Regions from separate parts of the Homo sapiens genome. Here regions 2 and 3 are each linked to region 1. A link is a loop called in an ENCODE intact Hi-C map of the cell type or tissue named here. Cell type or tissue: MCF 10A. All regions are shown on one strand. Each heading gives the region's core, and the rest is flanking DNA. Links, peaks and the distances in the headings are about the cores only. Region 1 holds the start of LINC01159 (long intergenic non-protein coding RNA 1159). Region 2 has its middle 180 kb from the start of LINC01935. Region 3 has its middle 310 kb from the start of LINC01935.

Region 1 (10,998 bases), core at 948-8,947:
GTGTGTGTGTATAGTGTGTGCTGGGTGTGCTGTGTGTTGTATGTGGTTTGTATGTATATGTTGTGTGTGCTGTATATGTTTTGTGTTGTGTATGTTGTGTGTTGTGTGTGCCGTGTTGTGTGAGTGTGCTATGTGTTGTATTTGTGTGTTGCATTTGTGTGCTTGTGCATGTTGTGAGTGTGTTGTGTGCTGTGTGTGTGTTGCATTTGTGTGCTGGGTTGTGTGCTGTGCTGTGTATTGTGTGAAACACACACAAATCTGGACATAGTGCAGTGACTCTCAGGACCAAACAGAGCACAGAGCTCCAATCTACCTTTGCCACCCACCCAGAAACACCCCCCTCAGTAATTCCACCGGAGAAGTTTATTCTTCACCAGGAGGTGGTAAGGATGGGGTGACTGGCAGATTAAATAATCCCAACCCTCAGGCAAGATGCCAACTTCTGTATGCAGGATTTGCCCCAGCCTTGTAGTCTACCAAGTGTTAAATAACACTAAATTCATACAATAAATATAACAGTCACACAGTAATTCTAACTAGAATAGTAAGAGTGCAGCCTTTTCACAAAAGCATAATGTGGAATAAAAGCACCAAGCTTCCATTGAGAATATGCAGAAGGTTGAAAGTAGTTCGATTTAATTATTTCATTACAGCCTATACTGTAGTACGTGCAGGTAGACAATATTTCTATAACAATATCAATGATATATCTTAGGCTTTCTCTATAGCATAGTAGAGAAACTGGCAGGGAGGAAAAAAGGATCCACTCCATTGAAAATAATTCATTCTTATTTCCAGACCAAATCCTACAATTGAATTCAGTCTCTAAAATTTGGGTAAATTGCATGATTTTTGTTTCCACTCTGACCTTTAGAATCTGGCTGATTAAGGCTCGGTCTGCTAGCACAGCTGATCTGTCCTTCCACCAAGCTGACCTACTAGAAACCAGCCAATTCAGCCAGGCAACCAGCTACTAATCAGCCAGTTTCTGGTTAGTCTGTCCTGCTTACAAGTTCCCAGATTACTTAACTGCCAGCATCCAGGAGGGTGAAGGAACCTGTCCTTCTTCCCATGAGGACAGGAAGGACAGTATTCTGTGGGAAGAAGGGTCATTGTACAGCTTAGAAAAGAATCAGTGGCTGGGCGTGGTGGCTCACGCCTGTAATCCCAACACTTTGGGAGGCCGAGGAGGACGGATCATGAGGTCAGGAGATTGAGATCATCCTGGCCAACATGGTGAAACCCCGTCTCTACTAAAAATACAAAAATTAGCTGGGCGTGGTGGTGTGTGCCTGTAATCCCAGCTACTCAGGAGGCTGAGGCAGGAGAATCCCTGGAATCGGGAGTCGGAGGTTGCAGTGAGACAAGATTGTGCCACTGCACTCCAGCCTGGCGACAGAGTGAGACTCCGTCTCAAAAAAAAAAAAAAAAAGAAAAAAAGAAAATAAAAGAATCAGTGATGGCAATTGAGCCCAGAGACTGTGGCCTCCCAGCCAGGCCACACACACTGCACACATCACTCTCTTGGCTCTGTCTCAGCCAGGTCCCACTCTCTCTGCACTGTGACTAGAATGGAGCTGTGTAAATATGGGTGGCATTAGCGCACACTCCACCATCAGTGGAGATCCTCCACTGATATAAAAACAGGACACCAAAATGAACTGCAGAGTCCTGCCTGTGGTCTCTGGGTTGATGGAAAGGGCATTTTGCAGGGTAGCTGTGTGTTAAGGATACACTTTGGCTATCTCCCCTGGCAGGGTCAGTTGGAGGGAGAGCTAATCGCTCAGTAAACAGAGAGAAGAGAGAAAGAGAGATGCTTATACTTAATAAGCCATTGCAAATGGAAAAAGCAAGCTCCTACCCACCGTGATTCTCTCTAGAAACAAATGGCTTGGATCCAAGCACTACAAAGCCCTTTCAGAAAGCTGAGAGGGTCTCCGGGTCCCAGCGCCCCCAAACATAACCCTTTTGTGTGGTTCTCTTTCTTGTGGAAGTAGCTTTAACAAGGGAAGAGGCAATGACTCTGTGTGTGTGTGTGTGTGTATACCACAGTCATGATTTTTCCTTTTGTCTTAAGTTATGGTACTCCTGATGTGCAGTTCACCCTTCTCCCTTGGGGGCAGATGGAGCAATTACAGGGGAGGGCCAGACTGAGGTGCTGGGTGTTCCCAATCCCCTTCCTTCAAGCCCCCTGAACCCTGAAGAGCGAAAGCAGCACAGAGCTCTAGCGGTTCAGCAAGTGGCAAAGCTGGCCTGGTGGCAGAAGGGAGGTCGAGGTCTCTGCCAAGGCTTGCTGCTCTGGTTTCTCTCATCTCTGGCCTGTGCCAACCATCCTGTCAGATGAAAGAAACAGTGTGGTTCGATGCGCCAAGTCAAAGCTCAAGCTGGGAGCCGCAGCCACGACCCCGTCTCCACAGTCGTTTACATTTATTATTTTGTGCCCACTCTGGATACTTTCACTTAAAATGTGGGAAATAAAAACACAAACCTGTCTCCCCAGGCTATAAAAAGGAATGACTAATATAAAAAAGGGGAAAAAAGGATCATAGAACATTTTGTAGATACACTACACATAAATCCTAAGTAAGCCTGGCGTGGGGTAATGGCAAATACAGCCATGTGAGGAGATAGAGGGGCACTTTGTCCCTGAGAGAGCTCCAAAACCAGGGAATTCCAGGCATGGAATGACAGCCTTCCTGCTTGCACAGTGGCTATTACTCAGCCCTTTTCTAGGAAAAAGGACTTCAAAGATTTCCACCAATCACCCACATGGCCAATGTCTAAGGCACTAGTATTTCTTTCCATTTCAATTTGAATACAGCAAGGAATCCAGGAAGAAGACAAGGAACATTTTTTTTCTGTCTTCTACACTTAAGAGAGGGTGACTCTCTGGTTACTTTCTAGAAATAAAGAAAGGAAGAGCACTCACTAATAATATAGCCCTTTGAACTTCCAGCTTCTGATTAGAACCAGGGGCTTAAACATAATCATCCAATAGTGTTCGTTCTGTGTACCTCTCCATTTTTGTCATTTCTCTTCCTCCTGTTTCTAAAGCTAGATTCAAAAGTTAAAAGAGGCTGGGCATGGTGGCTCATGCCTGTAATCCCAGCACTTTGGGAGGCTGAGGTGGGCGGATCACCTGAGGTCAGGAGTTCCTGACCAGCCTGGCCAACATGGTGAAACCCTGTCTCTACTAAAAATACAAAAAATTAGCTGGGCATGGTGGTGCACACCTGTAGTCCCTGCTACTTGGAAGGCTGAGGCAGGAGAATTGCTTGAACCCAGGAGACAGAGGTTGCAATGAGCCGAGACTGCACCACTGCACTCCAGCCTGGGCGACAGAGCGAGACTCCATCTCAAAAACAAAACAAAACAAAACAAAAACACAACACAACAAAACAAAAGTTAAAAGAGATTTAAAATAAGTATTGGGATATTTCCATTCTGCTAAAACTTGTAGCTAATTTGCCAAGTCTTATTTCATTGTATTTGTACATTTGCTCTTTAAAAAAAAAATGTTTCAAAACCACAATGAGATATCACTTCACACCAACTGGGATGGCTGTTACTAAAGAAACAAAAAATAACAAGTGTTGGTGTGTTGGTGAGAATGTGGAGAAATTAAAACTCCTGTGCATAGCTGATGGTAATGAAAAATGGTGCTGCTTCTGGGGGAAACTATGGAAGTTCCTCAAAAAACAAAAAAGAAAATTACCTTATGATTCAGCAATTCTACTTCTGGGTACACGCTGAAAAGAATGGAAAGCAAGAACTTCAAGAGATATTTGCACTCCCATATTCACAGCAGCATCATTCACAATGGCCAAAAGGTGGAAGTAACTCAAGTGTCCGGGGACAGATGAATGGGTAAACCAAATGTAGTAAATACACACAATGGGGTCTTATTCAGCCCTAAAAGGGAAGGAAATTCTGCTACATGCTACAACATGGATGAACCTGGAAGATGTTAAGTGAAAGAAGCCAGTCACAAAAAGATGAGTATTGTGTGATTCCACTAATATGGGGTCCCTAGAGTAGTCAGATTCCTAGAGACAGAAAGTAGAATGGTGGTTGCCAAGGGCTGGGGGCAGGGGAAAATGGGAATTATAATTATTACTTAATGAGTAGCGAGTTTCAGATCTGTAAGATAAAAAAACTTCTGGAGATGGATGATGGTGATGGTTGCACAACAATGTAAATGTACTTAATGCCCTGAACTATGCACATAAAAGGGTAAAAATGGTAAATTATATGTCATACATATTTTACTACTATAAAAAAGTGTTTTGAACATCTGACATCGTGTTCTACCTCCATAACATTTGTGACGGAGAAAGAATAGGTATTCTAATCTGCGTATAAACACAGGAAGACAGATAGAAGGCCTCAGTCCTCTAACAGTTTTGAGCCTGGACTGGTGAGATCTATCATCTTCCCCTGCAATCAGCCACCTGCCCAGCTACTTCCGGATGCCTCACCCTTTGCTTGAAGGCATAAAGATAGGTCCCCCACACTGTTCAACTCCAGGGCCAATGGCAGCTGTGGGGTCAGAGGAGAAGAGGTTTGGGCCTTACTGGCACCTCTCCTCCTTCTCCTGCTTTCACATCTGGCCAGGGGCACTCCCATTCTGCTAGCTTCTCAGACTCCACCCAGTTCTCCTAATCCAACAGGAGTGCATGTTCCCGATTACCTCCCATGACCACTGGCTCTCACGGTGGCTGGGAACCCTGGCGGGGAGGCCTGCGCCTCCTCAAGCTCCAGTCCCTCTGGATGGGTGAGTCCCTCCGGTGCCTTTGTCCTGTGTCCAACTTCCTTTGTCCTCTCCAGAGGTCTCTCCTGGGCTTCACCACTGGTCATGGTCCTCCAAACAGCAGCTCCCAATCCCCAGGACAGTTCTTCAGGACACTACCCCTTCCTCCCAGGAGACCCGCAGGTTTCAGCTCTCCTGGGGCCACTGCTGGACCAAGTCCTCAATTGCTTCCTTGCCATTATCCTCTTTGAACTCCCTCTCTCTCCTCTAAAAGCCCCTCTGGCTGCAGACTCCTTAATTGCGTGGCTGTTCCTTTCCAGAAGCAGGTGCGCCTGCCTCGGGCCTCTTCGGACTTTCCATCACAGGCCAAAGGAAAACCAGCGAGAGCTTGCATGACACCGGGTCCGTATTAAGACAGGCGCAAAACGATCCTTCCTCTTCTGTGCGCCTTAGGGAACGCCCGAAGGCATGCAAGGCTGGGGCTCAGGGGAGGGTCCCCGAGCGGGCAGTCAGGGCTGCCCTCAGGCCCTGGGCAAGGAGGTTTCCGGAGGCCCCTCAGTTCTCGAGTGTGTGTGTATGTTTTTGGTGGTGGTAATTGGGAAGCAGGGGGTCAAGACCCAGGAGTGCAGAGAGTGGGAGAGAGGATCTCCTCCGCCCATCCTGGGCTCCTGTCGGGCCTAACCTCCACCCAGCGTCAACTTTTTGCTGCTCCCGTTAGATGGCGCCCAAGACTTTCTAACCACTTGTGAAAGTGCTCCTGGCCCGGAACAAAAAGAACCGTGGGGTGTGAGTATGAGTGTGTGTGAGTGCGAGTGCGCGCGCGGGGCTGGCCACAGGGCACAGGAGTTGCCTGGCACTACGCGTGGCCCCGTCGCGGGTCGGGTCGGGCCGGCCCAGGGCTGGGGCGCGCTCACGGGAGGAGCTGCGCGCGGCCGGCGGAGAACTTTCTTCTTTTCCCTTCGCTCTCCCTCTTGAGCGAGCGCCTAGGCCCTGGCCACTCTCCCGGAGAGAAGCCGGGCGACCCGGCCGCGGGCTCAAGCAGCCAGCGCCGGCTGCAAGTGACCGCGGTGCGCGGGCGGAAAGGGGTCCCGGACGTGCGGGTCGGAGAGCTGGGACGCACACGACAGCCCCTTTCTCTGCCCTTACTTACCGGCCCAGCGCTCACAGCCGCTGCCCTGTTTTTAAGAGAATGGCGCAGGTGCAAGTTTGGTTGTTGCGGTTTTAGCCGCTCCAAGGAAATTGTTCAGTGTAAGGTTACCTAAGCGTACTGCGTGGGCGTGTTTCCAGAAACAAAGGGCAAACTTTCTCGCTCCCAAAGCCAGTGAAGTTAAACAGACTCCCTTATGAAAAGGCCCTTGGGGACCCTAGGGCGTCAGATGCGACAGCTAATTTTAAAATAACTGTTTAACAGGTGATTAGGGAGCGCGCTTTCTCTCCACCACCAAGTTCACCTCTTCTCCAAACCCCTCTAAAATAAGTGACTTGACGATAGGTGATCCCATTCCCTAGTCCTCTCCTTAATGCCAGTCTGGAGGCGCACTGTCAAGAAGGGATGCGTCTCCTCGCCCTTGAGAACCAGCGCGGAGACCTTCTTTTGTGCCTCTCCTTGGCTGTGAACTTTCCCGCGCGGTAGGTTCTCCTTTAAGAAAGTAGCATCCCTATGAATATTTAATGCTGCACGCGGGCCGGCGGGGCGGAGGGGAGCCCGCGGCCTGGGTTTCCGCGCGCGCCGAGACCCGGGCGCAGAGCGAGTGCGTCCCCACCAGCCTGGCCGCCGCGGGAACTCGGGGACCGGGAGGGCGGGGGTTAGCGGGAGGAAAGGGTAAGCTGAAGAGGGGCTGGGAACGGGAGGGAGGCTCGGGGCGAACGGGCCGTCGCGTTCATTTCCATAAGAAAGCTGAAATCGCAGTTGGAAGCAGGATTTCTCGCCCCTGCAGCCCTTCCCCCATACCCGGTTTTCTGCAAGAAGCGGGCTCCAGAGCTCAGAGCCCGAAGTGTGTGCTCTGGTCTTTGATGATGTTGATAAAATGTGGTTTCAAATGTTGTCCCGAAGAGGCCGGTTTCCTGTCTGTATGTGGAATGGAAGGACCGTGCCGGGTGAGTCCAGAACGCCGGGGAGCGGACAGGAGGAGCAGGGCTGAGGAGAGGGAGGGCGCAGCCGGCGGGCGCAGGGCATCCCTGCAGGGGAAGTTCTCCAGGGGGTTTTGAAAGGGGGAGCCAGGTTGAAGCCAAGTTTCCCGAGCAAGGAAGAGTGTGTGTGTGTGTGTGTCTGTGTGTGTGTGTTCGGGGGTGGGGAGCGCGATGAGGGAAGACGTCACGAAAGCCCCAGAACCCAGGCGGCCCGCGCGTGGGAAGGTCTGGCAGGTCTTGTCACCTCCCTCTTCAAAGAGCGGGGGAAACTTTCGCTGGCCGTCGCTGACCCTCTTCCTGCGAAGGAATAAAGTGAACTTGCCCAGATACTGGATTCCACTGGCGGTTCAGTTGTTGAGTTCTTTCTGCGTTCGCATTGAGCATTGAGTTTCTTTTTGACTTGCAGTGTGAACAGCAGCCATGTGACCTCAATTCTATATCACATATATATACACACACACCTCCTAGGTACTTTATGATCCCATCTGGAGAAATTAAAGCCCAGATCTGTAATGTTTATTCTTAGATAGTTTACCAAAAGCAGGGGGGAAATGTGTGAGACACATGTCTGCAAATATAACAAAAGTACTTTCCCTTATGCTTGAAAAGTTGCCTGCAAATGGCTGGCTTCCGTTTACTGACTGCACCACCTGTACCTCTCCATGAAACTAAATGGAATCAGGAATAAAGCACCAATCAGATCAAGCAATTAAATACCAATTATGACTATTAATGACTTTATTACTAATGACTGGAGTTGAGGACTCCAAACCCAAATGAGGTAATCAAGCTGTTTTAAAATTCTGCTACCTAATATTTTTACCGCACTCCTTCCCCAAAATAGGAGGTTAAAAAAAAACAGGTAATGTTTTCAAAGAGTTCTCCAGTAGGTATTCATGGTCAATGTTGAACTTATTTTTCTCAGAAAGTTTATTGCTACTGCTGGTAAATAATGGAGTCTTCCTTTCTGGCTCTGCCAAGTTACGCAAAGTGTAACTGATGATGGTGGTTACACAATATATGGTACTTGGTTTGGATGCAGAATTGGGATGGAGCAGGGGTGCTTTCTGTCTTCAATTACTCTGATAATCCGGCAGACCCTAGACGATTTTAAGGAACAAGTGTTTTAATTCTTCAGATGGGGTAATGGCTATTGGGATGTTTGGAAGGTGAGGAAATGAAGAATGGGGAACCCAGGCAGCAAAGAGAAAGAAGGAATTGGGCCTATGTTTTGAATTTTCTTTTTGCTCATGGGTTGAAATGCCTTTAGCTTGTCATAAGCTAAGTGACTGAAAAGAAAAGGTTACTGAGAACGGTATATTGGTGTAAAGGCTACTGTGTAGCTGGGTTTATTTATTACTGAAGATGATTTGCCAACCCTCCTTGCCTCTTGATTGACACCCCTTCTTATCCCAAATGGAAGTCCCTGTTCATTCTGGGATAGGAGGAAGAGGCCTGGAGGGAGGAAGGGAATAAATTTCTGCTGCAGTCCATGAGAAGAAAGGAGGGGGCAGTTAGTAGGGATTCTTTAGTCACCATGAAGCAGGCAGGCTAGGCAGCTGGGCACTTGGAGGAGCCAGCAGTTCATCTTGATGTAGGTCATCTCTGCTCATTGTCCCATAGTTTAGCTCTTCAGGACACAAGGAGTGTTTGGAACAATGAACTTCAAGTCCCTGGCTTGGGATATTTCCCCTTCACCTTCCTCCTAGGTAGAAGCCTACAGCAGCAGCAGCAGCATCTGGTTCTGATGTGTTTACCGGGCTGGTATGGAAATGCCCAGGCTGCATGGCAGAAACCTGAGCTGCTAGTGACAAGCACACTCCTCTGCTAAGCAGCGAAAAGTTTTGATACTTTTTGAGCACTGGGTGGCCTCTTCTCTTGATGTGAAGCCATGAGCCCCCCTCCCCATTTCTATTTGTCAGAGTTAATTGCCCTGCAGTGGGGCAGCTCACACCTCAGGCAGTGCCAAGAAATACAGCAGGGAAGGAATCCTGCACATGTAACAGGATGGCGTGGTATTACCTTAGACACCTAGGGGATCAAAAACCTCAGTGGAATGAAATGGGCCTGGGGTATTCTCCCTTTGGTGCCTCCCTAGGGACAAGCCTCTTTGGCCTGGCCTAGACTGTGGGCAGCTTATGTATGATGGCCCTGAGTCCTGAAGGTGAAGCTAGTCACTTTCTGTAAGTGGACAGTCGACCCAAGAGGCAGTTCTAAAGAGGAGAGCCTGAGGTGTCCACAACAATTTCTTTTCTGTTCCAGGGCACCAAGAGGCACCCTGAGAACTCAGAGGACCCAGAGGCTCCCCTCAAGCAAATTCCCTGCTGACCCTGGACACCCCTTGAAGGAGGGGGCAAGAGGCTGCCACAAGGCTCATCTTATAACTCCCAGCAAGGACTCCCAGCAAACAAGTTCAGCTTGGGATCTGCCCACCACCAAGCCTGGCTGGGAGGTGGGGGGGAGCGAGGGGCGGTGGAGAGGCAGAGTCCCTGAACAGGGAAAAGACAATCAGTTGTTCCCCTTTCTGGTGTCAGAGGCAAAGAAGCCTGAAGGGCTGGTGGTGGTGCTGGCTCTGGGTTTATTGACTCTGTGATCCTGTCCAGCTGTCCTACAGGGAGTTCCAGAGCTCTCCCAAAGTGCATGAGGAACTGCACAAGTAGGACTGGGGCACAATACCAGAAGCTATTTGTCTCCTAGAACCTGGCACCCCCTCCACTTACCTTACAGGAGACCCACATCACTCAGTTCCCAGGACACCTGGTGGGAGAGTCTGGTGAGATTTGGAGGCAGACTTCCTCTACTCACAACTTGTTTGAAAATGGACATAAAGAGAAGAACAGACACTCCATCGCCCCTTCAGGGCCTCCTTTGTGTCACAAAACCTATCCCCTCCTAGGGCACCCTTGACATTCCCCTAGGTGGGCCTACACATTGTTCAGAACCTGTCCCCTGTACCAAAATAAATATAAATGAGTTTGTTTCTTTAAAAGAAATATTACAGCTTTAAACTTTTCCCAGCCGGAATCCACCTAATTTCATCAAGGTCTCTCGCTAGCAGCCATAACCCAGGCCAAAAGGGCTTGTCCCTAGGGAGGCACCAAAGGGAGAATACCCCAGGCCCATTTCATTCCACTGAGGTTTTTGAACCCCTAGGTGTCTAAGGTAATACCACCACCATCCCCACCTGTTTTCAGTTCTTTCTTTGTGGCTTAAGATTGCATTTTTGGAGGGTTTATGTAATGTTGTTCACGTCAGCAAGTCTCCCTGCCCCACCCTCACCCCACTGTCCTATATGGAATTATAGTTGGAAACCACACACACATAGAAAATCTTTGAAGATTTTTTTCTGCTATTCTTCCTGACTAGAAGAGTTGACAAGACATAGACACATTCAGTTGCATAAAATACAGTAGCGTGATCAGCCTAAATGCATCTCATTTGCACTGTTTGTAACCAGGGGTGGGGGCTTGTGTCACTCATTGCCTCCCCCTCCTCTGCCCAAACCAGACCCGCCAGCTGGAATTTCAGAGCAGGCCCCAAGGCAGCAGCCATTTGGGAAGTGGAAGCCCTAGCCCACCCCAGTCCAGCAGGGGTGCGGGGTGGATAGAGAAGGTGTCTGGAGGTCTGGCCTGAGGGCTTGGACCAACTTTGGCAGACCTGGGCTCTGGGAGGCTTGGCCGGTGGGTGACCACAGCTGGAAGTTGGAGGTCTGCAGCGATGCTTCTGAGCTTCTCCTGAGTTGAGTTCAAGAAAGGGGACACCAAGAAGTAGGGGAACAGTCACTGACTATATTTTACATCCACGCCTACCCCTTTCCCAGAGTTGTGTTCTCACCACCCACTTTGTCGGCGGAGGAGAAACACTGCTGCCTGATGCTTGCACTGCTGCACTGTTCTTGCACCTGCTCCTAGCCCTGAACTCGGGCCCTGAGCTCCTCACTGCCGCCCGCTCTGCGCTGAGCCCCACTCCTGAGACCGCGAGGTGCCAGAGCAGCGCCTCTCCCACCAACTCCTAGACGCCTGTAGGAGCTGCGCCGGAGCCTTCAGAACCCCATGGGGGTGTGGGGGTGAAGTTGGAGGTCATCCGGGTGATTTTTTTCTTACTTTTTCCTAATTGTT
Region 2 (10,998 bases), core at 2,743-10,742, 1.7 Mb after region 1:
TAAAAAAAAAATCAATTTACAAGATGATAATGGAGTGAGGTTTATTGTGCTGCCCCTCAAACGACTGTACAATTCTGTGATGAGCAGTGGCTCAATACCAAGTGGCTCCTGGCAGGGCGGGGGCAGGCCTGGAAAAGAGCAAGCTGGGGGTGGGCGGGTGGAAATGCAAGGGAGTGAGGGGAGTGAGGAAGAGGCGAAAGCACTCAACTCAAAAGCTAATTACTCCACATATTTTGAAAGATAAAAACAGGATAGCCTCCAAGTAAGAGGCATCTAATAGCTCAAGAAAGTCTCCAGTGAAGCCGTTCACTACAGGTGAAAGGCCCAATTACCAGATCAAGTGGCTACATTATCAAAAATTATTCTATTGATTTCAGTGAGGTGCGTTTCCCTGCGATGATTGCCACCATCTGAAATTTCCTTTCCTGCTGATTTGGAACATGCCGCCCCATCTCCGTGCTTCAAGTTGTTCAAGATGCGTTCGCATGTGTGGGTAAGCACAGCTCAGCCTGCTGTGAGAGTCTGGTTAGCACAGGCTGGAAAGGCAGGCAGGCCGCCAGGTGCCCAGGGCCAGTGGCTCTGTCACTAGTAAGAAATTAGGTGCAACGGGATGTCATTTGCATAGGCACTTTCTGAGTTCTGGATTTCCCGCAATGTTTCCTACAAGGGATGCTACTTTGGGGAAAGGCCCCCATGAATCCAAGGTGAACTTGCAAACTTCAGTGGTCACAGCCTGGAAGCAGAAAGATAAAGCATTAAACTTCACACCTGGGCACCATAGGGGTGAATTGGGGTCTACATTTGAGGAAGGTGGGGAATTGGGAATAGAGATCTTTCTAATTTCATTCAAATTACCCAGTACTTTCTATTTCTAAAGAATATTGTGAGAAAAAGCACATTTAATCGAACAAGGTTCCAACCAAGTAAAAACTGGAAAGGAATCTTAGAAGTCATTTACTTTCTAGGAAAATCAAATGTTCTTTTTACAAATTTCAATATAATGCCATTTTAATAGTTCAGCTAGATAATTTCCTTAAGAATGTTTTTTTTTGGGGGGATCCAGAGATGAGTGGACAATTTCCACTTGCCTGTGGGTAAAAAGTGGAATGAATTCCATGCCTATCTTCCCTCCTACGTCTACCCACATCCCTATTTCCTGGATACTGTTCTTGGGTTCACAGTTGGTTAATGTAAAACCAGGCTGGAATAGGATGTCTTGCAGCTAATGTTTAAACTAAAGCCAAGAGAAAGCACCTTTCTGATGCTGGTGAACTTCTACCCCATATGGGCCCAGGGAGAGCTATTGTGTACACGAATAAAGGCACCAAGGCAGGGTGGTGCAGTGGAACTTTAAGCCAATTATTCCCGCACTTGCTCTCCATTGGCTGCCTCCTCCTTCCTGGGACTCCTCAGGCTGATGCCCAACATATTCAAATCTTCCCCTAAAAGGTTTAGTCTAGGTTGCTTCTTCAGTACTGTTTGAACATTAAATATGCAAATAATCATCATTACACTTCCAACAATTACACATGTTTGCGAGCACCGTGTCAAGTGCTGGCAGCAGAGCAATCATTTGTAAAGACAAATATTCCATTCCAAGAGATGTCATGCTGCTTAGAAGATTCTTTTTTGTATTAGTAGCCACACTGCTGCTTCCTAAAGTGTGCAAATGAACGTGACAATGCTGCCAGGAGCTGCCAGGCCCTTCCCCTCCGCAGAGCAGGTGCCAATCACCCATCCCACACAGCAGAGGCCCGGCCTCACAGCCCAGGGACACTGAACATGGCGAATGTGAGGAGGCCCTCCCAGGAGGCTCCCGGGTCGGCTTCTCCCTCCTGCGGCCCCCTCCCCTGCCATCCCTCTTCTTTGAGGGGGCCTCAGGCCTTCAGAATATTTTAATTCCTGATTTCTGACTATATTATCATGTGTTTGTAACAGATGAATTGTCATTTGTAGCTCAGAGGTGATGTGAAAAACTGCCTGGAACCACAGGCCTGGTGTTGCAGCGGAGCAGGAATTCTTTCTTTTCTGTGCGTTTTTACCTCTCCTTATTATTATTTTTTCCCTTTCGCCCCTCCCTTCCCCTTGCTCCCTGCCTTTCCCCTCCTGGTGTTTCACATAGTTATGGATAATTGTCACCATTTTCTTTTATCGCATCCAAAGTGGCGGCTTAGAGGGGCCTGGACTTGAGTCAGGACTAATCTTGCCTTCTCCCAAAGTAGGAAAATCCCAAGTCTTGCAGGGCCCAATTGATAACCCTTGTGCTTCTTTTCCATGAAAGACGGATGGCTCTGGCAAGCTTGGGAGACTGCAGATAATGGGATTGACTTGGTACTTAAATCTCAGTGAACCAGGACAGCATAAGTAATTAGTGAATTGGATCCATCCTGGGGTGCTAATGATGGCTAAGTCTGCCCCCACGCCATTCTGAAAACGACAAGAGGCACATCCATCTCACGCAGATAAAAACCAAGGGGACACTGCTCACAGACACCATTTATTCCTTCTTTAGTGCACAATTTATCCTAGAAGGGAAAAAAAAAATCTAATTTTCCTCAAGTGATACCCAGAAGACCAAGTGACCAGGCTCCCACCAGAGTTCATTTTGATCACAATACTGCTCCTGTTTTTAATTAAGAAAGGCTAATTAAGAAAAACTCTACATTTATCTTCTTATCTACTTGTCAACATAGACTCTCAGACATTACCTATATTTGTTTACAATTTGGTTACTGGCTTTCTATCAGTGAGCCGGTGATGATTCTTGGTTTATATCAAGGTCGGTATATTATAAGGATTTTGATAGTGTTTTTAAGAGTTGAATAAGCACAAAGATAACTTTTAGCACAGAGGATCCTAGTTTACACGCACACACATATGTATGTAAAATACTAGTTGCATGATGTGTCTTTATGTTTTTCCTCGGTTAATTCAAGTGGAAGGCATGTGCGTAGAGTCTGGCCTTCTCGCTCATTTTTCTTTTTACCCAGAGTGATGGCACTTTATCAGGATAATTTAGATAAATGTCTTTTCATGGAGTTCACTTATCCTTCCAGCAAACATGATCGACAAAAAGCCACGAAAGACGAATGACATTGCATTTTGATCAAACGTGTGCTCTGTCAATGTAGGAGAATCTCAAGGTGGTCATGTTCCTTTTTTTTTTTTTCTTTTTTCCACCTAATTTGATCAACATTCCCAACAATGAAAACATCCACAAAATACAGTTCTGTGGAGATGACCAGGGCTTCTAAGAATGAAAAGTGAAAACCTGAAGCAAATGGATCTCAACTCACAAGTCAGCAGTAATCCAACGTGCCAGCCTGACAATTCTTATGTAGATTGATCAGAAATAAATGCGACAGACTGCGTGTCTCCTTTCCCAGCTTTGTCATGGCAAAAGGGCGCTACAGCCAAAAACAAGCTCTGCCTTTTTAGTCCATTTGAGTCCATCTCTTCTGCAGTGCTTGCTTGCCTTTCTTTGAACGTTTCATTTGGGGTCCAGCTGGAGTTATTACAGATAACAAGATAAGCCAAAATAATTGGTTAGTTAAGAAGGGTTCTTGAAACTAATTTTCCTCCCTACTCCATCTACCAATCCAATCCTTTTTTTGTTTTAACGTGAGGTTTCTTTGCATGACCCTTAAGTTTCATGATTACTGGCTTCTTAGAAGGTATGCTTGTGTCGGCACATGGAACACACACATCAGTGAGTTATCATATCAAGGACTGATTCCCCTGAGACCTTTCTTAATATTTAATATTTCAGGAGAAAGCTGATTAGGCAAGCACTCCTTTTTCCCTCCCAATCTGTAACTGATTAGGTGGTATTTAGACTTATGCAGGATGAAAGGGGACAGGCTCTCACTGAGGAGAGTGAGGAGTTTGAGGAAAGAGTGAAATTTCGTTTCTTCCTGGCATGCATGAAGTTCTGATTTGGCTTTTTCTAGATATGGACTTTCCTAAGTTTTAGTTTGCCTGAAATTTGACTTTCACTTTTAAACTGGACTAGTTCTTATCAATATTCATGATTCAAAAGTGTCCGTCTCCCTTGAGCAAAGAAAGTTCATGTTGATCATATGACTTTGCACAGAAGCAATCTCATGCGTGTGTTGAATGTGTGTGTGACAGATATTTTTGAGTATTGCTTGAAACAGTTCTTTTCACTTATCAATATGGAGTTTTATTCTTAAAATATTTTATTATCTTAATTCATTTCTACCTATGGCAAGGAATAATGTTGACTAATAAATAACTACAGTTTTTCCAACTATCGCTCCTCATATAAGTGTACGGTTTTAGAATTCAGTGTACCAGCACAATAAAATTTTAAAAATATATTTTATAGTTATTTTGAAAGAACTAGTGACTTGTTAAAAATGTCATTTTTAAATTTTAAATATAGCATTATATGCAAGAGGACTTGAGCTGAGGAAAAAAAATACATGCTTCTCTTCTGAAAAAAGTGGTACTTCTATAAGGTATTTCTGTGGATAACTAATATGTTCAAGTTATTTAAGAAAAACTTCATTAAAAAAGTTACAAGATACTGAAAGCAAATACGAACTCGTATTTGACAGCAAAACGTGTAAGATCCTTGATGTTGCCGTCCGATTACCTAGGTATGAATTGTAGCCTCGCTACTCATTAGCTGTGTCTTCTTTGGCACCTTCCATCACCTCTATGTTACTCAATTTCTTCTGCAAAATGAGAACAATAATTGTACCCATCTCATTGGGCTTTTGTAGGATTAAATCAGTATAGTCTCTAGCACATATTAAGCACACACACAAGTTGTATCTTATTAATAAAGGTAAGTTTTATTTTTTCCTGTGGATAAAAGATTTCACATTTCTACCAGACACTCTAAGGCTCCTTTTGCTAAAGAGAGAATAGCCATTTTACAGATAATATTTGTAGCATGCTGATGTTGGTGTTCCTAAAATGCATGAACCCTGTGATTAGCCTATGAGACTCCTGTAGGTCTAGAACAGGGCTGGTCAGCCCTGCATCCTCCTCAACCTTCGTGCAATGCTCTGCTCATAACGTGCCTGCATTTAATGTCTATTCAAGGAAGGATGTGCTCCACACCTAGTCCCCTTCCCCTAGAATCAGAAAATATCTAATAAATGTGACATCTACTGACATAAAATATGATTTTTTAAAAAGTCTATCATTGAAATTAAAAAATGGGGCTTCCCTTTACATAGTGCTCGTTGTGAACAAATTATCTGATTTTGTATGGTCCTAATTGTGGGTGTGTACATAAAAGAAACAAATTGAAGGTTACCTTAATACTACCTTATTATAGACACAAATTAATGGCAAAATGGAAAGCAATATTTTAGATATAAATTTTGGTTTTTAAATGTTTAATTGTTTGTTCCTTCTTTTTTTAAACTGGTAAATATGGGGCACTAAAAATGACTTCTGCCTTTCTTCATAGATTAATCTGCACAGTAATAAAAATTTTAGCATTTTGAAATTTTAAGGAGAAAATATTTAATAAGAATTTTAATGTATTTTGGCCATGATGGCTTTATTATCAAAATTCACCATTTTTCAAGTTTGATACTCATTTTGGAAGAGATTTTGACTTGCGTAATTGCAATGAAGCAATGACTATATTGCTGTTTGAACTTTCCCAGACATAAATGGAGAGTCCCTTTTCTTCATGAGAAAATTGGGTCTTTAAATGGGATCCTGGCAGGTGGAATAGCCCCTCTGAAGAGTAGGGTTACATGGGCAACTTAGATGAAATCTATGAGGTATTCTTTCTATGAAAGAGACCAAGAGAATGGGGGGGGAGAGAAAATGTGACTGAATGATTAAATGAACTTCAGAAGCATTTTCATCTGGGAGACAAAGTGTGAAAGGAGGAATAATAAATGACTCTCTGCCTTTCTAGAAAACGGTTGGTATCCATTGTCTATTCTGGAAGCCATCTGATAGCCCATGCCATCCACCAATGGGTATAGAAAAGTTTACATAAAAGAAAAGGGGTCAACTCAGTAGAGAGAAGAGGCTTAGCCAAAACAAACTGAAATGCTTCATTTCACTAAGGTTTGATTAATACGATATTAGACACCTAAGACCGCTGAGACAAGAGCTAACTAGCCTTTAGCAAACTGCGCTGTGAATCATACTTCACACATCAAGATGTGAGGTAATGAGATTCTCAAAAAGTACTACATTTAGAAACAACCCCTTAAACTCGAACACACAATTCCCAACTCCTGCCAGTTCCTGGCACACTTCCATGGGTGAAGTTGGAAAGGAAGCTCTGTGCTGTTTTTTTTAGGGGTGGTTTTTGTTTGTTTGTTCCTGACCACTGATAGCATGAGCTAGCAGCTGGTGTGAGAATAAAGGAAAATATGTGTGTATTGGCAGCAGACAATTTATAACATGGCGTGATTATTCTCTCAGAGTCTTAAACATCAGAGCTTATGGCTTAAAAAATAATAATTCTAATTCACAAGGACAACTTTACAACTGCACACTGAAGGATTTTTGCTGCTGTTGTGTGATGTAGGATTTTTTAAAATCTAAGGGGATGGACCCTTAAAGATTAGTGTGAATTTGTGACCAACATGGTTCGTAATTGATCAATCTTGAACATTTAAAATTTTCCTTAAGGATTTTTCAGCCATCACAGGCCATTTTTAGCCAGGGAGTCAGCTCTGTGTAAACCTACATCTCCACCTAGTGGTGGCAGGGAACAGCTAATTACTTTCTACTACAAGGAAACTGAGATTTAGTCACCCTTGGCAGGCAGCATGAAAGTCCTTGGTCGCTGTGCAGTTGAAGTACAATATTTAAAGATAACATTTTAATCTCAGAATATTCTTAAATCCTTTCCATTGCCCTCCATATTTTCCTTCTCCTCAATCCTGAAAGCTGACATTATTAGATTGCAAAATAGCTGAAAAATATTCCTCCCACTCTATTTTTCATTCTTGCACTGTGCTCAAAGACTTTGACCAAAAACTCATTTGGGTAGCAACGGATCATCTTTGAGGATCCCCCCACCCCGCTCTGCTTCTTATCCTTTGCCAGCTCACTTTTGGCAGGTGTCTCCACAGCAAGGAAGACCAAACAGAAGTTTCCGTATAGAGGTCTCAAGGCTCATTTTCAGTCAGCTAGAAAAACTACTTATAATGCTCCTGCAACCCGCAGGTTAATGAAGGGGCCACCTCTGCGCTCCACATCCCAGGTCGTCCCAAACAGAGAAGGCACATCAAGACTCATTCTCACGCAGCAGAGATTCTTAGCTCTTGGCACCCGGCTTTCCCATTAAGCCCTGACCCCTGTGCTAAAAAACAACCAGTTAAACCACACTAATATATCTAAGGCTTATATGATTTGAATAATCAATAAACAATTAAGACTGTTTTGCTCCTTTAATACCAAAAGGACATTTGAATTCGGTCACAGCTAAAAGGAAATAGTTTGTTTTGCTTTTAATTTGATTTGCAAGATTACAGAGCATCTGCTCCTCAGAGATGTCATTTCAGCCAATTATATAGATTGTCTTCTAGTCGCTTTCTCGCCACTGGATTCCGCATTGGTATCATACACACCAGTGAAATGGAGGAGCCAGGCTTTTTGGCTGGAATATGTCTGGAAAAATTAAAGCTAACTAAAAGAGTCATTGCTTGCTAATCCCTGTAATTAAGCACTACTTGTAGGAGGGTACATTACACTGATTGAGGCTGTTGCCACTGTATTGGTCCTAAAAATGTTTAATAACCCTACCCTGTAATGTTGAATTTTTCACACCGGTTAATTAACAGGCACTAACTTATATAGAAGGCAGAAAAAAAGTATAAATTGTCAGTTTGCTTCTACTCTAGCCTATCTTTTCTCTAAACCTAGTGTTCTGGAATGTGGTTGCTTAAATTGCAGGAAAGCTCCATATGTTAAAAAGTGGAGAAAGAAAGGTTAGAACAAGGGGATTCTTAGAGCATTTTAAATTTTCTCCATGTTTAGGGCAAAAGGTACACAATTCTTTAGCTCAGACGTTTAAATTCATCTGCTGTCATCATCTGCGTTGCCATTAGCACAGATCAATAGCACAGTGACTTTTTCTTATAACTCTCCACTTGTTTCTCAAAATACTGCACTGACCGTAGGTAGGAGAAACTTTGCTTGGTTTGACTGTTAACGAATTCTCAATATGATGTTCTTTAAGTAAAAGAGAACTGTAGTTTACCATCTTTTGGCCTGATTTTTATAAAATTACTTTGAAATAATCAACACAACCTCACTCCTTGAGCATCCTTTGACTTTTCCCAGGCTCAGACATCAGTGATAGTGACCTGAACAGGAAGCATTCCAACTGAGGACATTTCAACCTTCCACAAAAGGACCAGTTCAGAATGAAGCACCAAAGAATCAGACAGATTCTCAAGACTCTGTCACACTGAAAGAGATTGGTTTTAGGTAGAGTGGGCAAGAAAAATTCTTTTGTGTGTATGGGGGCTACAGCTGACCATAGGCTTCTTGGAGTCCAGTGGATGCTCTGAAGCACAGACAAGGCACAAAAGTCAGTCTCTCCTAGTTAAGCCTGTGAATTTGATGCCCTCCACTGAATGAGCCAGGATGATCTAGTGAAGTGGGACCATAGCAGAGTTTCCACTAGGGCTTACAGTAGAACATACACACGTACACACATACACACACCCAGGCACATACACATGCACACTGCCTTTTCAGTTCATCAGCCTAACTAACATTCAATGACTCCCTAAGTTAACCCAGTTGTATTTTAAAATCGTTAAGTAAGAGTTGTAAACGTCACTCCACGGGTAATTTATGAGCTTGGATGTGTGGGGTTGCTTTTGGTGTCTTACGACCACCTGCCTCTCTCCCCACACCTACTGATCTAAGGGGAGAGGATGTGAAAGTTTCCCTGCTATCAAATCAACCCATCTGCCAACACTGTTATTAGCAAGGAACATATGTGGGGCATTGCTAATAAGTTTTTAAACTCCAGATTAGGTCCATGGTAAAAAGTATTTCCGGTTTATTAATAGCTGACTATTCTGGCCCCTGAGATAATAGTTACACTGCCTCTTCTGCTGTCACAAGGTGTCACTGTTAGGCAGGGACCTAGTAGAGCCTGGTGGGTACTTGTGCATTGTGGGGTAGATGCCTGCCATGGCCCACATCCCCGCCGGTTCTGTGGCAATGGCTTATGCTGGGATCCAAGGGCAGAATTCTGTTGGTACCCACTGGATGCTCAGCTCCCCCAAGCCCAAGGCTATCATGAGTCAAGAGCAAAAGGGCTTCCAAGCTCAGGGCCCCCACTGAGGAGGTCTTGGGTTCATGTTATCAGCACTGAACTTTCTCTAAACATTTCAGGGAACATAAATTTCCCACTTTGAACTACACTTACCAGGGGGATGGATCCCTTCTCTGCAGAACCCCCATATATCAAGGGCTCTTACAAAAAGTTCAGGCTTCAGTGAGCCAAAAAGCTTCTACCTTCCCCTAAGGCAGGGAATCCAATCTTCTTCATTTATAGAACAAAGAAGAGATTATTCCCCTATACAAAAAAGAAAATCCGCTCCCTGACTGGCATGAGTTTTTAAAATTCTATACCTTCTACTTTCTGTGTCAAGTATTGTGAACCTATGGTGAAATGCTCCAGTTCTTTTTTTTTTAGACGGAGTCTTGCTCTGCTGCCCAGGCTGGAGTGCAGTGACACAATTTCAGCTCACTGCAAGCTCCACCTCCCGGGTTCATGTCTTCCTCCTGCCTCAGCCTCCCGACTAGCTGGGACTATAGGTGCCTGCTACCACGCCCGGCTAATTTTTTTGTATTTTTTTGGAGAGACGGGGTTTCAACGTGTTAGCAAGGATGATCTCGATCTCCTGACCTCATGATCCGCCCACCTCGGCCTCCCAAAGTGCTGGGATTATAGCACACCTGGCCAAATGCTCCACTTCATTAATATAGATTATATTCTTCTCTGTGAATAGTAACTGAAACTTCATTCTCTGACTCCTAAGCAATAGCTTGGTGAAACTTATTTTGTAATGAACATAAGACCCAAACAGCAAGGCTCAGCCTGTCACATCACCCAAAAGCTGGCCTTCAGCAGGAGCTAGGTGGCTTCCCTGTTCCAGCAGTGGAAAGTTCTAGTCTAGAAAGGAGCTGCCAGCTATGGAAGTCCAAAACTGGGGGAGAGGGATTCCAACAAAACCCTACACCAAGGAGAAAGCCCTATGTGGATGGAAGGACCCACCACACACTTGATAGGTATTTTCCCCTATCATTTGCTTCATTTTTTTTTTTGAGATGGAGTCTTGCTCTGTTGCCCAGGCTGGAGTGCAGTGGCATGATCTTGGCTCACTGTAACATCCGCCCCCCGGGTTCAAGCAACTCTCCTGCCTCAGCTTCCCAAATAGCTGAGATTATAGGCACTCGGCATCATGCCTGGCTAATTTTTGTATTTTTAATAGAGACAGGGTTTTCCATGTTGGCCAGGCTGGTCTCGAACTCCTGACCTCAAGTGATCCACCCGCTTCGGTGCTTTGCTTTTATTTGTTTGTTATGTTGCTCCTTTTTTGTGTGTAAGGAAATTTAGTACCTCAATGAAGGAATATAAAATGGAAACCAAAAGAATTCAGTAACTTACTGACAACTTTCAAAATACAAAAATAACTCCAGAAGTGCAACAGGGTTCCCACATCACAGCAAGAAACCCAAACCGGAAGCTCCACAAAATATAACACAAGAAAAAATTAAGGAATTTGTGGAAATCAAAGGGAAGAGACTGAATCTATTTCCAGTGCTAAGGCATTCCAGGGAGCAGGCAACACACTGCACACACACACACACACACACACACACACACACACAAACCTATCAAAAGTATACAAAAAACTGTCCACTTCATAAAGTCAGAGATTTGCTCCTGAGCATGGCAGGGCGGGAGGTGGGTAGCCTAGGGTTTTCTGATGTCAAATGTCTTTCTTGTGAGGATAGGCTCTA
Region 3 (10,998 bases), core at 1,220-9,219, 1.6 Mb after region 1:
TTGTAAGTTAACAGTTGGTCATGTGGCTCTACTTTTGAGGATGGCATTTTTTTTTCCAGTTAAAGACATAAAACTAAATGTAGCTTATGTATACAGACTCTGGGTCATACAGACTTTAGAAAAAATGTTAAAAAATTAATTGCAATTGTGTAAAACGTAAAACTTAAATTCGTTCTACATTTCACAGGCTTGCACAATGAATTTGGTTCTATAATATTGACTTTAGTTACACAAGATGTGTTGCATTTGACTGGAGTCACAATCCCTCCCCTACCATAATTGAAAACATAACATTTGATAGATGATTTGAGAAAATTTTAATTACCTTTTAAGAGAGCCTTTGATTAAAAAAATGAAAATTTCCATATTAATTTTTGAACTGCATATGAGATCACTGTTTGAGCTTATTTTTTAATACATTTTGGACCAAACTTTAAGAAACACTAAAGTACACACTGTTTAAAATTATTTAAGATGCTTTTTGAACATTCTCTCCAAGAATTTTCCATCAGCTGAAGTTTTATTGCATTTCTGATTGGAGCTATGAAGAACAGTCAATGTAGGCACAAAGAAGCCACCAGAAAAAGAAACAGAAAGAAACCCTAAAAAAGTCCCCAGTTGATTCGATATCACGATACAGATAAGATCATGGTGGGATTGAATATCAAATAAGACAACTGCCCATGCTAACAAAAAAAGAGATGTCTTAGAGGACACATCCACATCGCAAAACGAATGGCAATACCCTGTTAAATGTGACATAGGTTTGAAGAATTTTGAAGACCATAACTGTTTCGCTTCCTCTGTAAACAACATTTAAGGCTCCTTCTTATCTTGTTCCACACACAAGAAGAAGCTTTTTTGCTTTCGTTTAACACAAGTATTTTCAACCTCACAGATGAAGGCAGGTAAAAAAGCCCTTTTCTCTAGTAAAGACTTCGTTTCATTGTATGCATGAAATCTGTGTTAAAACCCAGCCACTCAATGTTAACTAAAACTGCATTGAGGGACCTCTGATTCACCAGCATATTTTCATTTAATCAAAGACACCTGGTTTTTTGAATCTCTGACTCTAAATAATTCTGAGTATTTTTGTTTTCTTTTTACTTTGATAAAGGACTTTCCTTTTCTATAGCTGGTGTCGTCAAAATGCATTGGTCCCATCCACCCCCAAACCAAAGACGTAAACAATATTCACGCAGGGGGAATATAACTTAAGCAATTCACAGAGTATACAAACATTTATTGGTACAAAACCTGCAACATGAGTTTTTTGTTAAATTTTAACAGTGTTTTCTCAAATCTTCAAAGCTTGCCTTGATGGTTTGCTGAAGTAATTGAACCACTCTTGAGTTGTTTTATGTAGGACATCTTATCTTTCTTTCATTACCCAGGCTGTGGCTTTTTTTCTATTCCCATGAAATCCATGTACACACTTTAGAAGCCCTCCTGAACAAGCTCGCTTCTAACTTTCACAGAGCCCTTAGCACAATTTGAATACGAAAGAGATACTGAATAAAAAGCTTTAATCTCTTGTCTGTTATGCTGCTTTCTTGCCTCTCTTCATCTCCTCCTCTTCCAAGGGCTTTTCTGTGTGAGTAAAGTGAACACTTTCTGTTTAAAGTGAAGTGTGATATTCAAGAAGATGCATTCGGTAGGCTGAGATCGGGAAGTGGCTCCTGTAAATCTCCTCTGTCAAAAATTTAGCTACATTTCTGCTGCATTGCCTTCTGTTTAAGTCTTTGCAGGTAAAAGATTAGTAAAGAGCTCTCCGTGAACAAAAATCATTCAATCAGCAGAATGTACAGGGAGTATCAAATGTGCCCTCCGCCTCAAATACTGTGGGGTTCTCTCCTCTGATACCTCTTCCCCTCGGTGAGCTGAAACTGCTTGAAAGGGTTTTCTGTTCTCTGGTCTCTTGTCAATTTGAATGCCAGGAAATGAGCCCCCTTTGTGAGATTAATTAATAGCAGGAGCGGATCGGCCGAGCCCAATCGCCACGCAACGGAGCTGTAATTGCTACTTTGTGGAAAGGAAAGAAAAAAAGTTTGGGTTGCCGTTTAAGAAGAGGGTTTAAGGAAAGTTCTTTGAACTGGAGGTCTCAGTGCACTGGATTAAGGCAAGAAGCAAGGAGGCCTTTGAAGTTTGCTAAGAGGTTTTGGAGGGGAAAAAAGTTGGGTGGCAAAGGGAGCTGGCAACATCAAAAGCGCTCTCGCTGCTCCTCACCTGCTTGGCTTCCGAATGGGGCCCACAGGCTGGAAAGCAGCCTTGCAGGTCAAGAGACCAGCCAGGATGGCGGGGGTGGGTGTTTGTTTATTTGCGCTGCAGACATGCACTGTTGCTACAATGTATGTGCCGTATCTCAAATTAGAGGTGCTGATTTAAGACTCTGCTCTTGGACGCACTTATAGAATGAACCTACATCTGCCACACGATCCCCCAAATTGATTTCTCTCATTTCTTCATGCCACTTTCCCTTCTAAGATCTGCAACGACAGTTTACGAAGTTTCCCTGCTTATCATTTAGCAACGATATATTGATAAGAGAAAAAAAAGGATGAGATTATTACAGCAAACATATCCATCCCCTGTCTGGAAATTAGAATTAGTGAATGCCATGTATTCTCAGCAGGGACAATATCGCCCCCAAGGGGGTGAAATTGATTCTTGGGGGTGGGGGGAGCTGAAAAAAAATCTTAGCTATTATAACCTTTTATGGCTCTCTAAAGGACTACAGCACATCAACGGATACACAATATATCTGAACTAATACGATTTCATGGGGAGGGAAACAATTAGAAATAAAATATCTACAAAGGCTCTTTAGGGGTCATAAAAAAACAAATAATAAACCCTGAGGATCACTGGTATAAGCAAATTTCTAAAAAGTTGTACGAATTTCATTTCATAAGAATTGTGTATTGACCAGAAGTTACCTCAAGCATATGTATTTCCCATTTTTATTTTATATGTAGTAGGTCCTATCTCAATACTTCCAAATCTTATATTAAGTTTTTCATTATTATTTTGTTAGGCTCGTCAGACTGATGGCTTGAGAAGATCCACATATTTGAATTGAAAACTTGAATAGATTTTACTTCTTACTATTACAATTTGTCTGTAGGCTCAGATTGCATACTTGATTTTTTAGAAAAAATAACACAATTAATTTGCCAGATTGTTTGAGTACCTTGTGAAACATCACAAGTTCCAAACTTAGATTTTTAAAAATAATCTGTAGATCTACATGTTTTATTAATACAACTTATTGAATCCATTCAAACTTTGCTTGGCATGCTTTTTCCTTAGGCTAATGAAGTTAGGTATCAATTTCAAATCATAAGCAGTATTTAAGGAGAGAAGTTATAGAAAAAAAAAAAAACCTTGACATTTATTGGCTAATGGGATTGTTTTAGAACTCTCACTAATTTAAATTCAAGGATTTTGCTTTCATTTTGAACTCAACTTCCAAGATAAATACATAAAATTTTAATTTAACCAAATGTGTAAATATTTAGGAATATACTTTAATAATGAGAAAATCTTGTTCCTATGTTTTTAATCTATAACCATGCTTTATTTTTCTCCCATTATAATGACAAGGAATGTTTGAAAATCAAGAAGCCCAGTCTGGTCTGAGTAAACCAGAAACTTTTCTAGGCCTGCCTTGCAGCTAGACACCATGTTTCTCAGCATTATCACCATTGACAGTACTATTCTTCACTGACCTTGAGAAACAAGTTTTGGAGACTTTGCTTTACGAAAAATTTATATACATGGGAATATGCATAGGGAGCCATGTCCTCTCTTTTCCAATGTATTTGATCTGATGTGTTCAGAAAGATATTCAGTAGAGTGACAGTCTTAGCAAAAAGGACTGGTGACATTTCAGGGCTTCCTTTTCATTGACATCCAATACCACTTCGTGCTGCACAAGCAGGTTGGCCTAGCCTAGCATTCAGCCCACAGTGAGCAATCAATAAACGTTGTTGACTGACCTCCGTTGGTGCACCCAACACATCAACCCATGGACTCTGCAGCCTCATTACAGAACCATCTTGGGGGACATGCCATTTTGAAAGTTTTACAAATATTTTTAATACAATGAGTGAGTGAATGAAGTAGCTGGTAATTATGACTCCATTGCTAGAATTCCCAATCCCTAATCCTTCCAAACTTGCAGCAACACATGTCTCTGTTTCCAATGAATGCCATGATTCACCTCACTTAGGAGAGATCTCTCCACTTCATGCAGAATAGAAATTACGGACATATAGAAATGTGTACAATATAAATGACTTGAAATATATGTTCTATAATATTGGCTGTACTGTAGTCCACTAGCTGTCAAAAAACTGTATATAATTATGCTCATTAAGAAAAAACAGGCATATATTCAATTACTTTTCTGCTGCCAGAATAGTTTTCTCTTCTATTATATCAAATATCTTAGTTTATGCCATGCATGTTAAAGTTTACCACTCCTTGAGGCTTGTAACTGCAACATTTTTGAGCTATCTGGAGGATTATAATTGCGTGCACATACCAATTATGGATTGGATTCAGCATTTTCAGATAACTTCCCAAATCGCAAAGACAGCACAGTGGTCTCCAGGCATTTTCAGGCCAGTTTGATTACAGGTGTAGTACACACAGTCTTGTTAGTTCTCCTTGATGAGGGCTTCCTTTCCCTGCTGGGTCTCTGGGAGAGAAACTGACCATTGCTTTTCACTAACAATTTCTTCTCATTCCCCAGAGATGCCTTAATGAGCCCCTCGGACATGGCCAAAGGCAATCTTGTTCTCTGGGCCAGTGAGGTGAAAAGCCAAAGCTTAACCTACCAGGCAAGCAATAATTAATAAGGTATCTTTGATTCATCTCAATTCATTAACAAAGTTACAAGTTTGAGGGCCTAAAGGAACACAGTGTTTTTCTGTCATTTCATTTACAAGTATTGAATGAAACACCCATGCCAAGGTATGTTAAAAAAAAATTAACTTACAAAGAAAATAAATGAATGTAGAATACTAATTGGGTGAAAGCAACTGACAGATACTGCAAAAGATTGATTTTAGGGAAAATGGAGAAATCTGTTTTCTGTTTATTTTAAGGACAGGAAATGAATACTGATTAGAAATGTATAGGCAGTTGCGTCGTGCAGCATTTGGTAATGTTTTCACTGGATATTTGATTTGTCTAAGTTTTTCCCAGATTTTAGATTGGATGCCAGTTATCAGAGTGAGTTTTTTGTCTAATAGTTAGTTGGACTTCCTTGGATACATGGCTCTTAAATTATGAGCATTTGCAATGCCTTCCTGTGGAAAAAATAATTCAAGCACAAATGTCACATTGCCACAGAAATACCTCTTTTAAGTAGGCAAAAGAAGTCTGAGATGATGCGGTTCAATTTCTGCTGGCTTATTTTTTTTCCTAAGAATCTGTTGTGAATTTGTTTAAAAGAAAATGACCCTTTTGGATTTGTAGGAATCTGGAAGTGTTATGCTATTATTCCTTAAATGTGCAGTATGGATATATGTCTGTCTATCTATCTATCTATCTATCTATCTATCTATCTATCTATCTATCTATGTATCTACCTACCTACCTATCAATCATCTACCTATCTATCTGATAGGTAAAATATCCTCAGATAGATATCCTCTAGGATAAAAGCAAAAACAAAGCAAAGCCATATTTCTACATAAGAAATGTTAGTTTTAGACGAGTGTATTAGAATGCAACCCCTCAGAGAAAGAGAGGAAGTATCAATCACTGTGGGTGCACATTAAGCTGTTCCTTAGTATTGCCATCCGGTTTAAGTGGGGGAGGGCTCATCTCATCTGCATTTGTTGTATTCCAGTCTTGCTAGGGGGCCTGCCTCCGCAGTGAATAAGGTGACTGTGGGAACAGCTTGGAGGTGGCAGAAAGGCTATAGCAGAGTCAAGCTGCTTCCCTAATCAGCTTTGCTGGGACCGCTGTATGATAGCCTCTGTGAAGAAATTTAAAGACCCTTATGCAGTATCTCCTGGAACTGTGTACAGTGTACATGGGCTGGAGTCAAACTATTCTGATTCTTCATGGGAATTTTGGAAATGCAGTAGTGAGGTTGTAGTGACATCTAAAGGCAGACTCTTCAACTTGTACTGCACTTCCAGACAGCTTGCTCCTTTTTACCAATGCTTCTAATGATAGCTTCTGACATATTTCTCCTAAAATCTGCACAAAGCAGCTTTACCTCAGGTCTTCTCTTTTCTCAGTCTGTATCGTTGAGAGTGGGAATTTTCTTGCCATCTGTGAATTCCTCTCTTGTGTACAATATTCTATCACTTCTGTCGCTGCTGCAAGGTTGTCTTCTCCTCTGAAACCAATACCCTTAACAATTATTTGGCCTCATCTTGAGGCCAAACGAGGCTAAAGTATGTAAAACACACCTTGGGTGAGAACCTCCACTCCCCTGTGCCAAGATTCTGCCTTGGTGGCAATTACACAGCTGGCTGGCTATGTAATGCTCCCTTTCCTGCGTTCCTGGAGCTAACAATATGCTCCAGAGGCTGTATAAATTTCCTCTGAGGGGTAGGCTTTGTCCAAGCCACCTGCTGCTATCATGAATTGGATGCAACTGCCTTGCCACTTGGCACAAGGAAATACGCACTTTTAATGTTGGGTGCCCACATTTGAACCGTGTTTCTTTTCTTCTTCTTTGGATAAAATGACCTTTACCTTTAGCTTTTCTTTTTTTGCATCCTCAATTCCGTAGGCTTCTTCCTGCCACTTCCTCACTCTCCGTAGGGACTTTTAACCTTGCCCTTGACTATCCTGCAAAGAGGGCTGGCTTTTCACCACCACCTCCTCCCCAAGCATCCTCGCTGTGGCCATTTCAGTGACCTGCTGTCTTGTTTTGGATGAGCTTCTCAGTCTCCTGGTGTGCAGAGTAGTGAGCCTAAAAGTTCTCATACTTTGATTTGCTTTTACCATCCTTAATCAGATGCATCCCATTGGTAAATTTGGACAAGGGCAAGAAAATTAGACCAAGTACACAAGGCAACAGAGTATTTTGCATGCAGGTGATTCCCAACAATAAGAAAACCTGAATTATTGCTCTCCATTGAGGGGATGGCAGTTTTTCTTTTCTGTTTCTTCTTCTTTAATGGCCTCAGGGAAAGACCTATAAAGTTGCATTGAATAGTTGGAAGATAATAACACTAGTGGTAAATGTCCCTGCATAGGTCCACCACCCTGCCCCTGGCAGTAATCCTGGCCTTGGGGATCTGAAATTTCCTAAAGATGTATTAGTGTCGTATACACATGTGCGCTTGTACGCTCATAATCCTTTTCTCTGGCTTCTTAGCTGCATGCTTTGTATTTAAATTTTCCTTCTGACCAAGTAAATCCCTTTGGATGAAGTGACAGGGTCTTTTCAGCACCCATAGCTGGTGACAGCTGGTGGAGAAACTCTGAAAGGCTGCAAAGTGTTCCTTACTAGCTTTCTTCAAGACCAGTGCCAGCCACCAGCTGAGCGATTTCTTAGTTCTCCCTTCAGGCATCAGTCAGTTGAAGAGGCTCACAGTAAATGCTAAAATATAATAGATATTAATATAAAAGACAATATCTGTACTTCTGGCTTAACCATGCCTTTAATTAGGTACTTCTTTATTATATGTGAACATGGAAACTTTTCATTAATTCTGGTGCAACCCTTTATTAATACTGTATGAAGTATATTCTGGCATCTGAAATGCAGTGAAAACGGCTTTGAAAGCAGTGATTGCCGATAACCTTTGAGGAAAAAAAAAAAAAAAAACAGCTCGCAGGGCCAGATGCATGCTGTTCCCCCTTCTACACTGAAGTTTCCCTGTGAATTTTAACTTGTAATATATTCTGTTGTTTTAAATGAAAATTGAAAGATGTCTCTTTTTGTGGGGGGGGGGGGTGGTCCCTGTGGCCCATTGCTATTGTTAGATTAAGTAATGAGGTAATGACAAAGATTCAACCTAAATAAGAAACTAGACTTTGAATTAATGTGGGCATTAGCAGTAAGATAGACCCCATGTGGAATTGTTTAGTTTTGAATAGTTACCTAACCAGATGCCAGGTCTATATTTTCTGAAAAAGCAAAATAAAATAATATTTTCGGGGGAACACAAGATAATCATTTTACAGCAACATTTTGTTGTCATTAGGATTTCTTTATAAAGCTGGATTTCTCATATACCTAATAATCCTTCTAGAAATTAAGCATCTGCTAACATAAAACATGTCTAAAATGTAAAGTAATATACCGTTTCTAAAGATGTCTAGCTATAGATTCCTTTTCACGTACTTTCTCCTTTACTACTTTTGCTTACTCTTTTCTTAATTTTTTGAAGCATGAAAAGAGTTGAGAGAGTATTTTATTATTTTTGTGTGGATACATATAAATTATCCCTTGAAACTAGGCTTTCAGGGAAGAAGTATTTGTTGCTGTATATTATGTCCATGTGGAGATCTGATAGAGCATAGACTTAAAGTCATGCAGATGGCCAGATATGTTGGTTATTCCAGAACTTTGAGAAGTCTTGCTTGAGACAAATTATTTGACAATGCAAAATTAATAGCAGAGTCTACCATTCTGGTTTGGTAACAAAAAATTACATAGAAATGAAAACTTTTCTTCACACATGCAGAAATGTGTGTGTGTGAGTGTGTGTGTATATATAATCTTCCTCTTGCATTTCCATTGCTTTTTAAATTGATATAATTTTGCTATTAAATGAATCTGACATCCTGAGAATATTTCAAGAAACTTGAATACTACATTTCTTGCTATGATTCAGTTTTACAGAAACTGTTACACTTGAATCTACTAAGTTAGAGATGAGAAAATTAATACAAAAATAAAAGAAAATAGTTGAACTTTACCTTATATTTCAAAGTCCAAAACGATGTATTGGCAGCAAAACAGATTCTGTGACTTTTGTGGAAGAGAGTGGTTCAATTTGGAGTTTTAATTCCTGAGTTTTTTATTTTTGTTGTTCTGCATTTAGCATTCCAAATTTTCTTACATCTGTACCTCTGTTTGGGAGGAGGAAATGTACAGGATGGGAAAAGGGAACCGGAGGCTTTTACAGGTATAAATATGTAACTGAGCCCTCAAAATAGGCACTTTGCAAAACATCAAATGATACCTTTTTCTGAAATATGAGAAAAATTGCTGAACTCAATAATCGGGGTATGCTATAATAATATTAAATAAGCTGTCAAAAGAATAACATTTCTCCTGAAATCAATTAAAATGAGCAATCTACTAATAATAGAATTAGAAACTGAGTTGATTGTCATTGGTGGTGGTGGTGTTTGAACCAAAAATGCACATGGGCTTTCAAATATTCAAGTACTTCACCATCATGTTTTTTGCACCTGATGAATTATTAATACAGGGCTTGTGCTGGGCTCACCAGCTATTTCCGAATGCCTATTAGTAAGTCACAATTTGATGTGTCACCATGAAGGGTGAAGGGGATGGCTAATAAGAATATAATCTATTCATCGGTGGGCACACACTGATATCAGTTACTTGATCTACTTCGTTTTGCTTTGGGTAAATTATTTGAATGAGCTTTGTGATTTTGTGTGACAAATTGCTTGTTTTTGTTTGTTCTGTTTGTTGTTTTCTCATTCTTGTTCTTAGAGGCAGGCAGGCATTCATGTGTGCATGTGTGTGTTTTAATGGACAGTTTTGTGTGCTGTAATTTTTTGTACTTCTTTATACCAAATATTTCAAATACAAACATACACACACATATATGTACTGAATACCTGTATTTGTGGTGTCTGTTTACATTTTCTGTCATGTAGTCACTAAGCACACAACGTACACTTAAAGGATGTCAAAACTGACAGCCTCAGCATGATTGATGACGCTCTGGTAGATTGATTCTTACCAGGTGTGGTGTGATGGGAATTCAAATGCTGTTCAGAGCTCTTATTTGTGTTAGTAAAGTTTTGCTTTTCTGTAAGTTTTTGGGTGGAAAGAAGGCAGGGGAAGCTTCTGAACCGGTAATTGTAAACCCTTGTTTAAGATATATTGAATATGTCAAGAAAAAATACACGGAATTTTTTCCCAACATGGGTATCTGATGCATGTTATCCATTTTTATATATTTACTTTTCAACTCACACCTATGTAGTCTCTTACATTATCAGCATAAATATTTTCAAAGATTTCAAATTACTGTTGCTGTTATTGATTTGGGTAAACAAATGCCCCATTTATTCTCTTAACTGGACAGAAGTGATTACTCCCTGCCTGAATGCATGAAAACACCAAACCAACATTTTAATTGAAATTTCATTTAAAAATCCTGAGCCAGCTGCAAGTTTGACCCAGCGAATGTGTCATTCTCTGGCCTCTATGCACGTAGTGCCTCCTCTCTAAACTAAATCCAAGAGCTCAGATTGGCCCCTACTGGACAATAGCCACCAATGCAAAAGAGCAGGGATCTCTTTGACTGCTCTGGGTTTCATTGCCCTCATGCTCATCACTGTGGCTGACTGACACCAGGCACCAGAGGCGATCCTGAACAGTAACCACGTATACATTATCAGAATGAAGCTCACTCATTTTCCATAACTGAATTCAGTGTTTTCTGATAAAAAGAAATTTTCTTTCCTTTTGGCCACTTAAAGTAGGAATGACAGTGCTAAATGGGTAAATTTCTGCCCTGGGTAATTTCAGAAAATGGAACTCTGTGCCTCAGGATGTTGTCAAGTGTGATCTGTCATTAACGGAGGGGAACTGGCAACTTAAGTCATCAATGGTCACAAGTGAAGCGTCCTAACTTCACTCCCATCCTTACTCATCTTTCCAAAGAGCACTCACTCAACTCGATCTTTGGATATAAGTGGTCTCAAAAGGTTGTCCCATGATCTGCAACAAACAATGTTTCTCAACCAAATTGTCAAGGAAAATTATAACACACAGCAATTGAATGTCTTCTTTTTTTGCCCCTTTGACTTGTT

Evidence for each region. Peaks named below come from ENCODE experiments on the same cell type or tissue, not always from the same donor. Only the 100,000 strongest peaks of a DNase experiment are listed, where the experiment ranks them.
Region 2: a loop joins it to region 1, with 14 times the contacts of the local background. A loop is called at or near these places in 19 of 110 quality-filtered maps.
Region 3: a loop joins it to region 1, with 6 times the contacts of the local background. A loop is called at or near these places in 3 of 110 quality-filtered maps.

What each region holds. Positions count from the first base shown.
Region 1 is chr2:104,868,095-104,879,092 of GRCh38, reverse strand. It overlaps LINC01159 (long intergenic non-protein coding RNA 1159), which reads left to right and starts at 6,498. Exons shown (of 2, transcript NR_110373.1): 1 at 6,498-6,847; 2 at 10,701-10,998. It also overlaps a transcript of POU3F3 not described here. RefSeq lists a silencer at 5,677-5,786 and an enhancer at 6,092-6,817. In MCF 10A, for the core only: a CTCF peak has its summit at 5,482 (motif pointing right); DNase peaks (open chromatin) are centred at 5,492 and 5,992.
Region 2 is chr2:103,157,333-103,168,330 of GRCh38, reverse strand. No RefSeq gene overlaps it. Among named protein-coding and RNA genes, the nearest start is that of LINC01935, 180 kb to the right of the region's middle. In MCF 10A, for the core only: a CTCF peak has its summit at 6,711 (motif pointing left); DNase peaks (open chromatin) are centred at 6,200 and 6,700.
Region 3 is chr2:103,284,408-103,295,405 of GRCh38, reverse strand. No RefSeq gene overlaps it. Among named protein-coding and RNA genes, the nearest start is that of LINC01935, 310 kb to the right of the region's middle. RefSeq lists an enhancer at 643-2,506. In MCF 10A, for the core only: a CTCF peak has its summit at 6,116; no DNase peak of the experiment used is centred there.